Regions from separate parts of the Homo sapiens genome. Here region 2 is linked to region 1. A link is a loop called in an ENCODE intact Hi-C map of the cell type or tissue named here. Cell type or tissue: Calu3. All regions are shown on one strand. Each heading gives the region's core, and the rest is flanking DNA. Links, peaks and the distances in the headings are about the cores only.

Region 1 (8,438 bases), core at 1,248-6,247:
TCCTACAATACACAGGACAGCCCCCTGCAGTAGAGAATTGCCTGGCTCCAAATGCCAAAAGTGCCCAGATTGAGAAACCCCTTAACATAGTTATGCCTGGCTACCCCCGTGTAGAAATGGCCTCCAGGAATTCACTTCCACCAGCACTGTGCTGACTTACCTGGGATTCAGAGGTCATTTCACAATATGACCATGTCCTATGGTCTCTGGCACCAAAGTCTGTGGGTAGTGGAGGAGAAACAAGGTTTGAAACATACTGAGCCAAAGGCTAGTCTGAGGAGAATTCTTCAAGGCAACAGACATGTACCTTGAAAGCAAATGTTTCTATTCTCATCAATGCCTAGTTAAGATGGAAGTTTTTTCATAATAAGAAAATATATTTGAGGCTGACCATGGTAGCTCATGCCTGTAATCCCAGCACATTAGGGGGCCGAGGCAGGTGGATCATCTGAGCTCAGGAGTTCAAGACCAGCCTGGCCAACATGGCGAAATCCCGTCTTTACCAAAAATACAAAAATTAGCTGGGCATGGTGGTACACACCTGTAATCCCAGCTACTCGGGAGGCTAAGACAGGACAATCACTTGAACCCAGGAGGCAGAGGTTGAAGTGAGCCGAGATCATGCCACTGCACTCCAGCCTGGGCGACAGAGTAAGACTCTGTCTCAAAAAAAAAAAAAAAAAAAAAAAAAAAAAAGAATATACTTGATAATGCAACATATTTAATGATAGAAATAACCATGCAATTTTTCTTCTATAAGGAAAGAATCAGCCTTATAAGAATCAGCCAAAATAGATTTTATCAATATTCTATTTGATTATGGCTAAAACCTGTAGCACTACCACCAACAGTGATCACATGTGAAGTGACATGTTTTCTGCATCACAGCTGTTGATAAAAATAATCTTTGATCAACCATGTTATCTTCCTGTAGAAAATATTTCAAAAATTGCTGTCAGATGAAAGACAGTCAACGAGTATGTGCTCAAAAATAACACAGGGCAAGTGAGTTTCCTAGTGGAGGTGTCCGTTTATTAATCAAAATATTGTGATTTTATTTCTGCATTTTGTGGTATTTGTCAGCTTTTTAAAAGTGTGTGAGGTGCTCGCTTCGGCAGCACATGTACTAAAATTAGAACGATACAGAGAAGATTAGCATGGCCCCTGCGCAAGGATGACACGCAAATTCGTGAAGCATTCCATATTTTTTTTGGCTGGGCGCGGTGGCTCACACCTGTAATCCCAGCACTTTGGGAGGCCCAGGCGGGCGGATCACAAGGTTAGGAGATCGAGACCGTCCTGGCTAACACGGTGAAATCCTGTCTCTACTAAAAATACAAAAAATTAGCCGGGTGTGGTTGCAGGCGCCTGTAGTCCCAGCTACTCGGGAGGCTGAGGCAGGAGAATGGCCTGAACCCGGGAGGCGGAGCTTGCAGTGAGTGGAGATCGCACCACTACACTCCAGCCTGGGCGACAGAGCGAGACTCCGTCTCAAAAAAAAAAAAAAGTGTGTAAGCTTTAGACTTCACAAACCAGAGATTGCCCCTGTTAATGATAATATTGTTTGTATTTTAATCAAGTGAATAAACCTTTGAATGTGAATTCCATCAGTGCATCTCTACAACATATACTTGCAAATTAATCTATATTTTTCTGTGCTCATCTTCACTTCTGAGTCTGTAGCCTTGGAGTCAGTGCTCTTCTAATCTCACTACCTGGGCGCTTGATCCCATCCACTTTGATCCTCTCCGGATCCTGGTTCCATCATGTCTTTGCTGCCCCCATGCCTTCAAGCACAGTCTGTACCCACTATTTTCCAAAGAAGCCTTAAAGGGGCCAGAGGTTCTGGGCAGAGTTAGAGGCAAGTGGGAAAGGCATGGTAGGCAGAGAGAGCAGCTTCAGTTGTCTCTGTCGTCTGCCTCTTTTCTTCTGTAACTAAGGACTTCACTCTGGATGTCATTAACCCTTCAATTTTGTGCAGGCAGCCTTCTGCTGCCATCATGTTACCGCAGTGGATATTCTAAAGACCTCACCTTGTTTGGCATCTTCGGGTACATGCATGCTTCTCTATTCGTTATTTCTTGTAAATATCCACCTTGACTTCTGTGACATCGTGGTATCCTGCTTTTCCTTCCACGTCTCTCACTCCTCTCCACTGATTGCCCACCTCTGCCTTCCTCAAAGGTCCTGCCCTATGGCACATAGCCTGTACATGCTATCTCCTTCAACAGTCTCCTCCGCTGTGGAGGTAATCCTGGAGGCAGGGAACTCATGTATGTCCAACTCGGTCCACTCCCTTGAGCCCCAGACCCAAATATCTTTCTGAATATCATCCTAAGTAGCAAGCCTTCCAGTCATTCCCTTCTGGGTCCCTATTCAGGCTGATGGCCTCACCATCTACCTGGCCACCCAGGCCAGAAACCTGGGACTTATCCTAGATTCAGTTAATCTTTCTTTCTCCTTCATTTGACTCGTTTAAAGTTATTCTTCCTGCCTTTCCTCTCCTACTGCTGTGGTTTTATACATCTTCCTCCCAGAGCATCTGGATCATTGCAGCCTTTTCATTGAGATCCCTGCCTTCAGGATCATCTCCAATTTCAATCCTACACAGTTACCAGAATGCAAATGTAGAATAATGCATATCTGACATACACGCCCTGCATAAAACCCTTTAGTACCTCCCCTTCTCCTCAGGATAAAGTCCTAGCTCTGTCAAGTAACACTTGGGGTCCTGTTATCTGGTCCATGCAGTTTCATACTCCTCAACTTTTGCTCATGTTGCTCTCTCTACCAGTCATGCCCTTGCCCCTCCTCGCTGAAGCCTCTAACACTAGATACCCCTATCCTGCACCCCGCCTCACCCCTGTGGAGTTGATGTGTATATAACATTTGCTGATAGCTAAAGTTTATAGAGCCAGGCACCTGCAGAGTACTTTATGTACCTTATCCATATAATTCTCCAGTTGCCCTATTAAGCAGGTACTATGATTCTCCATCTTGCAGGTGAGGAAACAGAGGCATGGAGAGGTTAAGCTATTTAGCCAAGGTGATGTAGCTCATAAAAGAGGAGACAGGATTTGAATCCAGGCTTTTAAATTATTTACGTCTACCTCGCACAGAGCTTGTGCAATTGGTAAGTTACATGTCTGCCTCCTCTGCTCAGCTGTGAGCTTTTGAGAACAGATATGATGACTTCATCATCTGTGTGTCATCTTTGCAACTGAGATCCAATGCTTGTCACCTAGTAGGCACATTTGTATATGTATGAATGAATGAATTAATTGTTGATGTGACATTGTAAATGTCTCATAAATCTCATGAGAAGTGCTACTAAGAATATGTGAGAGTAGTACAGATATATCTGTATTTCACCCACCATGTGTATTGTCCATGAGGACATGAAATAAGTAAAAATGATGTTACTGCCTTTGAGGAGAATTTGGTTTAGTAGAAAAATGTAAATAGTTGAAAGAACTTAAATATGGAGCTTTTAGAAGCCATTCTGATTCCTGTTACCAAGAGGCATTATTAGTATTTATAGAAATCAACTTATCTTTTTAAAGGTTCATCATGTGCTAATAGCTAACAGCATCAGCAGTTTAATTATTGACTTAATCGAGGTCTAGAGTAGAGGACTTCCTAGTACTTTGGGAACTCCTGGCCACTTTTCATGTCAGCCTTGCTTTAAAAGGGATCCTAAAATGTGAAAGCTTTCTGTCTCTCTGATAGTGAACTAAGTTATTAGTTAAAATTTATCAGCCCAGTTGAAGTTGGCAAGATGATTCATCTTACATACATCAAATTCATGCAAAAGGAAGATATCAGTTACTATTTTAAATGCAAAAATAATATGCTTAAAATATAGTTATGGGCATACTGTGGTTTCTGGAATTGTCCTCCTGGAGAATCATTGAGACATGGTCTCTGATGTTCTTTATAATAGTAGCATGCTTATTTCATAAGCCAGAGCCCATATAGGAAAAAGCCTTTTTTCCACCATGCAAAGGCTTATAACTGAATGAGAAAAAAATAAATTAATTACATGAATATTAAGAGGTTACTTATCTATTATAACATTGGGCCACAAGTTGACTAATTAAAAGGAATGCAGGTTGGAAAGCTGCCACAAATCTGCTCCTTTCATTTAGAGGGCCACAGGCTGAAGCCAGTGATTGTGCGTGACAGACTCTGGGAACAATGGTGCAGTGCACAGACCGTCCAGATGAAGCATGCTCGTCTGAATTACACCGACGACAGGGTGGCCTACAGGCAAACAAAATGGTTAAACAATACATAATCAAGTTTTTATTTGGTATTTCCTGCAAGGCTGTACCAGTTGCCAGGGAGCGTACTGTATTTTTTCTTCGGCTGTATTAATTGTTGACCATAGCTGGCAGAACCCCAAACAGGGACAGATAAGGGGGAAAATGGCATCTGGACATTAAAGCCTCAAGTGTACTGGGGGAAAAAAAAGCACAAAAAATTACAGCATATATCAGGAATTTTCCAGCTAACGATGTGCGGATGTGGTAGCGCGAGGGAAAAAGAGCCAAACTGAGCTTGCTTTGTTCGCTAAGAGAGGCCCCCCTGTAACATTCCTTTTAGCTGTGCATATTTTGGCTTCATTTGTACAGTTTTAACTTTATACTGTGTGTGGAGGAGTTCAGTTGTAACTGGTGGTGCCTAATAATTCTATTGCAATAATTAAAGTTCATGGAGAGCTGTTAGGTTATTAGTTCATAGAAGCTGCTTCAGAAAACGGAGTCTAAGCTGAAAACTTTTTAAGTGACATGTCATTACTGTAAAAGATGGCAACAATTATTTTCTTTGATTTCACAGCAGTTTTTTTTTTAAGACAAGATTCATTTATGGAGACAAATAAGAAACAACATCTTAAAAGCTTTGGGTAGGAGTGAGGGGCCCAGACTGGGAATGATGAGAATATGGATCCTGTAGCCTGTGAATAAAACATTTTCCAACTGGCTTGTAAAACATGAAAATTTGTGATAGCATAATTTCATCTGCTACTTTTAGATTCCATTTAAAATGTGAAATTAATATATAAATGTTAGTAAATCTATTGCAGAAACCAAGTATTGCAGCTTCTTCACCTCTGATAGAAGTCATATGTGACTTTTAATTCAGTAATACGATGAAAAATCTCCAACTGAACACAGCCTCCTTCTTAAAAGATTGACATGCCTTGGAGTCCCCAATAAAATAGTAATTGCAATGTACACCAATTGGTTAGAGCTGTGAAATATGTTTCCCGGGGGCTTCTCTGCAGTGGTAGAGGGCTGTCTGCCTGCATGGTTGTCATACTCAGTGGTTACTTGCAGACTCTGGAGTTAGACCTGGGTTTGGATTGTATCTCTGACAAGTGGCTAGTTGTGGGACTACTGTAGTTATTAACATGTTTGAATATCAGTATCTTACCTAAAATATGGGTAAAAAATTATGTGCCTATCTCACAAGTTTTTATGTTTAAGTAACATAAAATGTGTGAAGTCCTTAGTGAAGTGCCAGGCGTACGGAAGACTCTTGATAAACTTCGACTGTTTTTCTTTGGCTATGTCTTCTCTGTTGTGCAGCTCTGGGGTTTCTTTGAGCTTCTCAAAACATTCCTTCTAGTCAGTTTCTGCATTAGAGTAAAATATATTTACTTAATCACCATTGACTTCCACAATAGATAACAAGGAACAGGTTGTTTGGTCTGTAATGAAAGCCAGGCCGATAGTTATGATTACTATTAAGCATTCTTCGAGAAGCTGAAATGTTATTAACTGTCTTCCGAAGCACTTATTAAGAGCCAATTATTAGTCCTGAAAAACAGTTCTCTCAAATATTCCTAAGATGACTTCCAGCTATAGTATACATGTACTTTGTGACATTATAGATGGCTGCCTGGTAACGTAGAGGCCAGGCTTCATCTCCAAATGTGAAGAGAAAATTCTCTCTCTCATTCCTGTCTCATATTTGATTGGATGATTTTAGTAAGACTTAATGACTTTTTTGCGAATCGGTTAAATTTTCTGGTGTATGTTGCTTTTCATTTTCTTCTCCAGAAATCTTAATCCTCTTGAAGACAGGAAATGTGTTAGGAGTTCATAGACTCTGAATATTAGAATTGCACAATTCATGACCCCAGGATTCCATATGCTGTCCATTCAATAAAGGGGTGACACTGTCCATGATGATCAATGTTTAGATGACAAACATCTTTAAATCCACAAAATTTCTCATAGACCAAAGCGTTTGTTCTAGTCCCTGACATATCGAACCAGTTTTTTCAAAGTAAATCATTTGATCTGGTCCCTGACATATCAAACCAGTTTTTTCAAAGTAAATCTTGTGTCCTGAAAACATTTTGAGGCCTTAAATAATACCACTCTTGAATATCATCATTTGAGTAACTTAGTAAAGACTATTAAAAAAATACACATATATGGTAAGATTTTGTAGGATCTTCTTAGCATTAAGAATAAAAGATTATTAATTCTTTCCCCGTGAAACAACAACATATAATAATAAGCTAAATGTGGTCAGCTTTGATTTCATAACGGGAAAACTCCCTTTTCATTTTTACAATTGGTGTTTTCTCTTCAGCTGCTTTTTAAGTTGGCCTGTTAGCAATTTAGCCTGTCTTTAATTTTAAGCACCATTCTTCTAGTCAGGAGATCCCAATAGGAAGCCCACTCTTGTAGCCTCGCCTCTCATTGGCTAGCTGGGAAAAGAGCATTTCTGCATAAATTGGATGCTTCCTTCTCCCCTGGAGACCAAATATGCTCATGTTTCACAATCCCCTGGTTTATAACCTTGAGTCCATTGCCTAAAGCTGGAAACTTTCACTTTGTACAACAGAGCACACTCCGAAACCCAGATCCAATACCGCTGACATGTCCGTGGGTCTGACAGCAGATTGAATACATGCTTCTTTCTTAATCCAGTGTTTCTGAGCTGCTCCAACTGAAATCAGAAACCGATGTGCGTGAGAGAGGTGTCCTTCAAAGAAAGGTATTTCCTTTGTGCAGCTCCAGTGCACACAGAATCCAAGGGGTTAACGTGAGAGCTGCTTTGAAAACAGAGGCGAAGGTCACTGGCGGCAACAGCAAAGACTTTTAAAGCCTGCCGTCCTGAGCCTTTCAGCCTGCCTTCCCCACCCAGGGGATTGTAAACATTGGCTCCCAGCCACCTCGTCCCAAAGCACAAAACTTCTCTGTGCTTTCAGCATATACATTTATGCTTTTTTATGGAAGTTGAAGCAGAGGCGCATTATTGCTGTGAGCCCAGAGAACATGTCTCTGTTCAATGAAAGGGGAGGAATCCTGTCCTGCCAGAATGTGAAAGCATGCAGATACGCTTATTTAGCGGGGCTTCACATGGAACTTAGCCGCTGCTCTTAGTCTGACTTTCTCAAGTCAAAAGAATGTGTAGAATGCTGTCACTTAATCAGAACCCAGAAGAGCTCTTTTATCTGCCATTTGTTTGTAACTTGCAATATTGTCCTTATCTCTTTGTCCTTTAGCTTGATCCAGTGCCCTCAGATATGAGAACTGGAAACATGAAAGCACTTATTACCTTGAGCATTGCTTCTTGATTTTTGTTGGTTTTTTTCTTTCTTTCTTTCTTTCTTTTTTTTTTTTTTACCTCAGGGTCCCTTAATCACCAACAAAGAAGCTATGAGACTTTTTCCCCCTAATTTCTGCCTTAGTCCTAGGATCATATTTGTTTGGTAATATTTAAAAGAAACCAAGATGATTTGTATATTTACACTGCCATTTATACCTGGTTCTTTAAAAGTCTATTATTGACATAACTTTGTATCATTATAACTTTCACTGATCATTTGCATGAAACAGAATGGAATTTCCAGAGATATCATGTGTAGCTTAAATTTCTCCCTCCCAAACTTTTTAATATGTCGTAGGAGGTTAATATCCTTCTGTCTATAAGTAATTTCAGTCATTTGAGATCATCTTTTTCTCTTTGGTAATTTCTAAAGACACGAACCAGAGATATATTTCAATAGGTAGGAACAGAAAAATTATATCCCATGTCATTCCTTTTTGCTGTGGTCTTTTTATATATATATAATTTTCTATTTCAGAGACAGACATGTCTTCTGAAATGGCCACTCTGAGCATATTTTGTAATAAATTTGGATGCTTACCTAATGAAGCGCAATCACTACACATTTCTGTTTGAACAATGATGCTTGATTCTGAAAAGAACACGAGACAGACAACAGCCTCTCCCATGTTACATGACATGCAGACATGATTGTTCTCTAGCCTGTAGCTACATTGATAAGTGATATGTGGCTTTGCCTTTTGCCACTCAGGCTAAATAACTCTTAAAGGTTCTTCACAGGCTCTTCTGGAATTCCAATTTTGCTTTATGGAATCACAAATTATATTGAGTAATTATTAATGTTCTTT
Region 2 (8,438 bases), core at 1,227-6,226, 48 kb before region 1:
GTGTCTATTTCCTTTGTAAAAAAATACGAAGACCTCCCAAGTCATAACTTTTATTATCAATTCTTGTAATGATCAAATATGACGTCTGTACAGGAAATAAATCGTGTAGTAGTTTAGCTGGTAATCCATGTTCTGCCTCAAAACCTAGGAATGAATGGCTTATTAGCTGTTGAAAACTCTGTCATTAAGTATCATTAAATCCTTTTTTTAAAAACTTCCTTTATGCCAGGTAAATTTTTATATTGCGAAAACTGAATTAAGCCAAAGAAAGGCTTGCAAAAACCAATTCAGATCACACTGTGACTATAACAAGACATTTTCAAAACCAGCATTCCAGTTGTTCTGTCAGGTCATTCCATCAGGTCTCAAAAGGTGACTAGGATGCTGAAAAAGGTTTGCCTTCCACATTGTGACGTAAATTCATTTATTTGTGTTACTTTTGTTTAGAAATGGCTTGTTACAATAAGGTTTTATCACTGTGACTCATAGATCATGTAAAGTCAGCCCATTCCCGTTTTACTCTTTCTTGTAATTTTCAAAATATGGCGTAGTGGCAACCCAAATTGAAATCTTGAGAAGCTGGCAAGGTTGATCAAAGTGGAATCCACAAATTAGGATTGTAACCAAAACTGGAGGAATCATTTTTAACCTACTCAGGAGGCCATTTTAGAGTCCTGAAGGTATCACTTATACACAAATCAGTGAAATTATAACATTTTTAGAGTTGGAAAATTCCTTGGAATATATGTAGCCCAGCCTCTCCCCACTTTATGTTTAAGGAAGTGGGTCCCGAAGAGGGTGGTGAGTTGCCCAAAGTCATGCAGTTAGTACTGTGCTAGGACTGTAACCAAGTTCCTATTATTCTAGTTCGGTGGACTTTCCAAAAGCCATATAAATGTGTTTTTCTCACTCATGTAGAATTATTTCCTAGAATAAAGACCTATATTTAAAACATCTTATTACTGGTTTGAATGTGTTACTATACTTGCTTGTACATTGCTCTAAAAACAATGTTAGTTTGAACTTTGCCCTCATTTGACTGACCTACCCCAGAATCAGTAATGCTCTCTTCACTAGAACTTTCATTCTTAACATTTTATTCTCCTCAACTAGAGCCTCATTCCAAGTACAGTATATATTTTTTCTCCATGAAGAATTGTAATCATTTATGTCTCTGCATTTCATTTCAGTAGTGCTCACTATGCACTATCAAAGTTATTATCCTATTTCCCTGGTAATCACTTGCGTATTTGTCAAATAAGGGTGTATGTTGAATAAACATGTGGCTTTTATTCAATTTGGTAAACATTTATTGCATACCCTCACAGGACTAAAGAAGGCTACAAATCAGTACAGCAGAATGCCTTCAAAAACTTACAGGACACACCCACCAAGTGCTGCAGAGCAGTCAGAAGTTCCCTATGAGATATAAGTGGAAAAGAGGTTCAGAGGATCAAAAATGTACATGTGATTATAGGAATGAGAATTTGATATGAATACCCTGAAGAATTTCAGGTTTGGTTTTGGACATTGGCATCTGTTTTTTCTCAGTTGATCTTTTGTTTGTTTGGTTTTGGTTTTTGGTTTGTTTTTGTTTTTGTCAGACAGAGACATTTCCATTACTCAGGCTAGAATGCAATGGTGAGATCATAGCTCACTGCAGCCTTGAACTCCTGGGCTGAAGCAATCCTCCCAAGTAGCTGAAACTACAGGTGCACACTACCACACCAAGCTAACTTTTTAATTTTTTTTGTAGAGACAGGGTCTCGCTATGTTGCCCAGGCTAATTTCAAACTCCTGGGCCTAGGCAATTCTCCTGGCTCAGCCTCCCAAAGTGCTGGGATTTCTTTTTTTTTTTTTTTTTTTAGGCAGAGTCTCCCTCTGTTACCCAGGCTGTAGTGCAGTGGTGTGATCTCAGCTCACCACAACCTCCGCCTCCCAGGTTCAAGCAATTCTCCTGCCTCAGCCCCCCGAGTAGCTGGGATTACAGGCATGCGCCACCACGCCTGGCTAAGTTTTGTATTTTTAGTAGAGATGGTGTTTCACCATGTTGGTCAGGCTAGTCTCAAACTCCTGACCTTGTGATATGCCCACCTCGGCCTCCCACATGCTGGGATTACAGGTGTGAGCCATCGCGCCCAGCCGTGTTGGGATTTCAGGCATGTGCCACCACCCCTGGCTCACTTGATCTTAAGTTGCAAAATCACATTCATTAATTCTATAGGTGTGGATGGGGAATGGGAGTGGGATATGAGTAGTCATATATTTGCCTTCCATGGGGCCTCAGGAAGCAGTGCCTCAACTAGATTTAAGGAAGTACTGTAGTACTGAGAGGTCTTAAGGCCAAAAGACACCATCTGCTTATTTCATTTTATTTATTCTATGTTATGAAAGAGAGTCCCTAGCAACAAGACACCTGGTTACTAGCCATGTGACTTGAGCAAGTCACTTGACTTTTCTGAGCCCTAGTTTTCTTATCCATAAAACAAGGATTAAAATATGCAAGTCAAATGAGTTAAAATGTAGAAAGTATTTTGTAGACAGTTCAGCATTCTATGATATAAAGGATGGAGATTCTTCTCTTGTGTATTTTCTAGTTACGTCCATGTGCTTTTCAACTGATCATAGAACTATACCAAGGGTCTGACCAGTAATAATACTGGCATATCAAAATTGCCTAAAGTGATGTCAGCTAGATTTTGCATGGAGCCTTTAATGGCCCGCCAAAATGACTTGATCTACTTGGTGTCCCTAAAGGCCTTTCTTCCTTCTGGTTTGAGCGTTTGTTGACTATAAAATGCCTTTTTTGCATTTCCTGCTCCTTCTTGCTGATGATATAATAGTTGCTTCTTGAAATACTATTGAAAATCTTCAGATTCTCTGGAAAGCCATATTCTGTAACCTGTTATCTGTAAAAGTTCTGAGTATAGAACATGCAGTATGCCATTAGAACACACAATAAGTTTAGAGATTTAATTTTAAGAATTTTCCATTGTGTATTGAAACACTTAAAAAGTAAAAGCCCTGGGAATAATATAGTATATTACCATCTGCGCATTTTCCCTCAATTCTTTCCTGATGGTAGCTGATGAAATTGAAATGGTAATTTTTAGAATGTTCTAATATTTGATGTATTTAAAATACATCACCTTTTATTGGCCTGCTTTATATGGGAACAAGAAAGCCTACCTAGCAAAGAAATACAACCTAGTTTTATATCTTATTTATTCTGTAAGTCCTTGTGCAGCAGCATGTTAATGTGGACACACAGCTTGTAGATAATTTAAAATCTAGAAAGGGAGAATGAGATACATAGAGAAATAGCCACCACATAAGGCAGTTTATGACGAATACAGTGTGTTACAAATGACAAAAGCCACAGGAATTCAGAAGAGGGAAAAATAAGGACTGGCTTCCTAAAGAAAGTGGCAATTTTTTTAGAATATTGAAGCTGTTACTCTGAGGCATGAGTGACACAAGCCAGCAGAAGCCAGAGATTTGAAGTCTTGCTCAAGATTTGCTGGTTTCCACTTGGGGAAAGACACCATTAGGCTGGGTACATCTGGAGAGATGAGTGCAAGAAGCCAGTTAAGCAGGAGAGAAGTGGACTTGATTGTGGAGGCACTGTGTTTCAAACTCAAATTAGGCAGCTCTTGGGTGGGTGGCTGATACCATTGTTGTGTTTTCAGCTGATTAATCTGGTAGCAGTGTGCTCGTTTAGGAGAAATTACAACAGGAGATCAGTCAAAGAGAATGGTCCTCTGGTTTGGGAATGAAATAATCAGGGCCTGTACCTGGAGTGGGGCAATGATGATTAATTGGAAGGAAATGAGAAATTGAGAAGACTTGACAGGACTTGGTTACTCATTGTCCGGAGTAAAGGAAAAGCAGAAATAGGTAAGTTAATTATCAGTTTGGGGAAGGTGATTATATAGTTTAGTCTTGTTGAATTTGGCCTGGAATAGGAAGGTATATCTCAGGGCACTGCAATAACTTGTGGCTGCAACTTCTGAGCCCCATGTAACCTTTGAGGAGTCATGGAATCTAGGAGAGGTGCCACAATACTAGAAGTGAGAAATATTCTGTGTTTTTTTAAAGATAGGAAAAAGATAGATTCTACAAAATACAATCCAGCAAAATTGATACTGATTTTAGGTTATTAAAATAATAAGTTGTGAGCATATAGAAAAATAACTGGTTAAGAAGTATGAAAAAATGCCCAAATCTCACTACAATAAGAGAAATGAAAAGTAAAATGATAGTAAATATTTCCCCCATCATATTGAGGCAAGCAAAAAAAATAAAAAGTTTTATAATGTCAGGTGTTGGTGAGACTGTTAAGAAATGGATAGTCTCGTACACCAACTGTTGGGATTATAAATTGGAACAGATTGAGTATCTCTTATCTGAAATGCTTAGGACCAGAACTGTGTTTTGGATTTTGTATTTTTTCAGATTTTGGAATATTTGTGTATATATAATGAGACATCTTTGGGATAGGTCCCAAGTCTAAACACAAAATTATTTTTCATTTATGCTTTATACACATAGCCTGAAGGTAATTTTATACAATATTTATACTTCTGTGCATGAAACAAAGTTTGTGTTAAGTACTTAAACGTGGAATTTTCCACTTGTGACATCATGTTGGCATTCAAGAGGTTTTAGATTTTGGAGCATTTTGGATTTTGGATTTTCAGATTAGGGATGCTTTGCCTTTAAAGCATTTTGGAGGTAATCTGGAAGTATCTTTTAATATTAAAAATACATATGTTCAGCGACTGAGACTTCTCACTTCTCAGAGAAATCCTGGTACAAGGGCAAAAGGAGGCATGAATAAGAAAATTTGCTGTAGCATTAATTATAATGGAAAAAATGGAAATAATCTAAGTTCATTAGTAGAGGGATGGCTGAATAGACTGCTATGTATAGAATACTATGTGACAATTAAAAAGAATGACATAGACCTATAAGAAATTATCTTTAAGGCACAGTGTTGAGTTGGGGGAAAGCCATTTTTTGGACTGTAGGTACGGTCTGGTTGGTTCCATTTATCTGAAGTACATGTATATCTCATATAATTCACAGAACCAAACCTGGAAGAATATACAACAAACTGATAATAGGGACTACCTCTTTGGAAGAGACTAAGATTAGGGTAGGTGATAAGTTTGCCAGATTTAGCAAATAAAAATAGTGCTTAGTTAAATTTTCATTCTTTTGCTGTATATTCAGTGTTTATTGGATGGCTGGATTGATAAATATAGTATGAAGCAGATTTGGGGCCCAAAGTGAAAAAGCAGCAGACTTATCAGCAACACAGGTTCCTGGAAATAGCGGCTACATTTAAAATTTTTTCATGGAAAGTTATTTTCAAACTCAAATACTCTACCCTCAACCTTATCTAATTTAATCTTTATCATATCCTGTGAAGATAAATATTATTTTATTAAAGAGGTTCAAAGAGCGAAGTACCACATTTGATCAGTTCTAAGATGCCCATTTTTTCACAAATGGGCCTTTGAAAACAGAACACATTTTGAAGTCACTGTTCGCAGGCATCAGTCCTGATCCAGTGGTGATTGCCTGCCCACGTGCCTGAAACTTGCAGAGTTACTCAATGGCAGGCATGAAAATCCTCGAGGTCATAGTAGAGTTCTACTGCTCTGTCATCAGTGCCCTTCATGGGACAGAAGACAAAATTGTGTGGAAAACACAGACATCTAACAACTCTGAGTAGAAAAGGATGTGAAAGAGCAGGACTCTGAATGTGAAGAAATTCTTGGAATACCTTCATCAAATTATTTCATTTCAAATTTAATTTTTAATGTATGTTCAAGAATGATAGATAAAATCCAAATGTGAAGAAGTCTGCAAGAGCCCTTTTAATGGGCATAATTAAAACTTCTGAATGATAAGAAATTGTGTCATGTCAGTTTGACAGTCATTTGTCTTTTTTAGTAGTACATTAAGATTTAGATTCGATAAAATGGACATGTTAATTAGCTTGATTTAATCATTCCACAATTTATACATTTATCAAAACATCACATTGCACCTCATGAATATATATATAGTTATTATTTGTCAATTAAAAATAAAATACACAAAATTACCCAAGGTCGCCCAGCGAGAAAGGTAAGAGTTAGGACCATAAAGCCTATACCTTGAGTCTCTTGCAGTGTACTATAGAGTGAAAGGAAGATGACTATACACTTTTTGTCTTACTTACAAACTTTCCACTCTTCGTGTTTCAAGAAATTGAGAACTGTCCAGGGAGTTGGCAGTGATAAAAATGTTACATATTTAACATTACTTGGAGAAATTTGGATTCTTCCAAATGCTGTAAAATAATAATGTGTACATTCATATAATAGTTTTACTTTTCAAAGCAGTTACACACATGCATATTACCTGATTAATAGTGTATGAGACAAACATAGTATCCTCCCATTTACCAATGAGTAAACTGATGTAAATGGAAATTAGGTAAAGTACTACTAAGAAGCAGCAACAGATCCCAAAGGAAAACTGAGGTCTCTGTTATGGTTTGGCTGTGTCCCCACCCAAATCTCACCTTGAATTGTAGCTCCTATAATTCCCATGTGTTGTGAGAAAGACCCGTTGGGAGTTAAGTGAATCATGGGGGCAGTTTCCCTCATACTGTTCTAGTGGTAATGAGTAAGTCTCACGAGATCTGATGATTTTATAAGGGGAAGCCCATTTTGCTTGGCTTTCATTATCTCTTCCCTGCTGCCATGTAACATGTGACTTTTCTCCTCCTTTGCCTTCCGCCATGATTGTGAGGCCTCCCCAGCCATGTGGAGCTGTGAGTCCATTAAACCTCTTACTCTTTGTAAGTTACCCAGTCTCTGATACGTCTTTATTAGCAGTGTGAGAACAGACTAATACAGTCTCTGTGCCAGTCCATGAAACATCTAATGATTAGCCTGCCAGGGAGGTCCTGAATAGCATACCTGTACTGAATAACTTCCCAGATTTGGACAAATATTGGAAAGACAATAAATTTTTTTTTTAGTTGCAGAATAAGAGATGTAGAATAAAGTGGGTGCACTAATCTCAAGCATACAGTTTGATGATGTTTTACTAGTGTAACCATCCAGATCAAGATACAGAACATTCCAGTCTTCCTTATGCCTTCCCCAGTCTATAACTCCCTCCCCCAGATGTAATCACTACACTGACTTATTTCATATAAAAAGTATGTGCTTTTTGTGTATAGCTTCTTTTACTGAGCATCTTGTCTGTGAGATGAATTTTTGTTCCTCTCTCTGCCAAAATGTTTCCCAAGTGGATAGACCATTTGTGTTTCACCATCAGTGTATGTGACTGCTCTCCATCTTTGTCAACTCTTGATATAGTCAGTTTAAACCATTGTAATGATATCTTATTGTGCTTTTAATTTTCAATTCACTGATGATTAATGAGGTTAACCTTTTTACAAGCTACTGGACTTTGGGTTTCCCCTTTTGTGAAGTGCCTGTTCACATCTTTAACCCATTTTTAAATATTGGATTGTGTGTCTTTTTCTAATTTAGTTGATGGAGTTCTTTCTTTTTTGAGACAGAATTTCGCTCTTGTGTGTCTTTTTCTAATTGAGTTGCTGGAGTTCTTTTTTTATTATTATTTTTATTTATTTTTATTTTATTTATTTATTTTTTTCTTTGAGACAGAATTTCGCTTTTGTCACCCAGGCTGGAGTGCAATGCCATGATCTTGGCTCATGGCAACCTCTGCCTCCCTGGTTCAAGCGATTCTCCTGCCTCAGCCTCTTGAGTAGCTGAGATTACAGGCACCTGCCACCACGCCCAGCTAATTTTTGTATTTTTAGTAGATATGGGGTTTCACCATGTTGGCCAGGCTGGTCTCGAACTCAAAGTAGCAGGAGTTCTTTATATATTGTGAGTATAAGTCCTTTGGCAGATACATGCAGTGCAAAAATCTCCCAGGATGTAGGGATTTGAATGGGATCCTTCCCCTCTCTCTTCACCGAGAAAGGGCAGCAAACTAATGGTCTTATCACTTGGACCTCTCTTCTATCTGAGCACTTAAAAAAATATAGAGAGACAAAATGTTTCCCTACTGCCTTTTAGCCTATTTTAGCAATTCATAATATGGAACACAAACATCCCATACTTGTACATTTTAAGTCTCCAGTAAAATATTTTTAACTGCGAACTCTAAATATGTTACAGATAATGAAGCCTCATAGCTAGGCTTTTAAATATTAAACACTTTCAATTTCCAGCATGCATTTTATCTTCCAAAAAAGTACAAAAGGGGTGTGTGTGTGTGTGTGTATATATATATGTATACATTTTATACATATAAAATTTTAACTGGTAAATTCAGAAAAAAAAGAGTTTACAAACTTTAAAGAAGAAAAACAATTTGTTTAGCCTACCATTGTACTACTT

Evidence for each region. Peaks named below come from ENCODE experiments on the same cell type or tissue, not always from the same donor. Only the 100,000 strongest peaks of a DNase experiment are listed, where the experiment ranks them.
Region 2: a loop joins it to region 1, with 3 times the contacts of the local background. A loop is called at or near these places in 7 of 110 quality-filtered maps.

What each region holds. Positions count from the first base shown.
Region 1 is chr7:92,694,479-92,702,916 of GRCh38, reverse strand. All of the region lies in intron 4 of CDK6 (cyclin dependent kinase 6), which reads left to right. It also overlaps the pseudogene RNU6-10P. Among named protein-coding and RNA genes, the nearest start is that of FAM133B, 110 kb to the right of the region's middle. RefSeq lists an enhancer at 6,318-7,517. In Calu3, for the core only: no CTCF peak of the experiment used is centred there; a DNase peak (open chromatin) is centred at 4,296.
Region 2 is chr7:92,742,626-92,751,063 of GRCh38, reverse strand. The region is part of intron 3 of CDK6 (cyclin dependent kinase 6); the gene reads left to right. Among named protein-coding and RNA genes, the nearest start is that of CDK6-AS1, 90 kb to the left of the region's middle. In Calu3, for the core only: no CTCF peak of the experiment used is centred there; no DNase peak of the experiment used is centred there.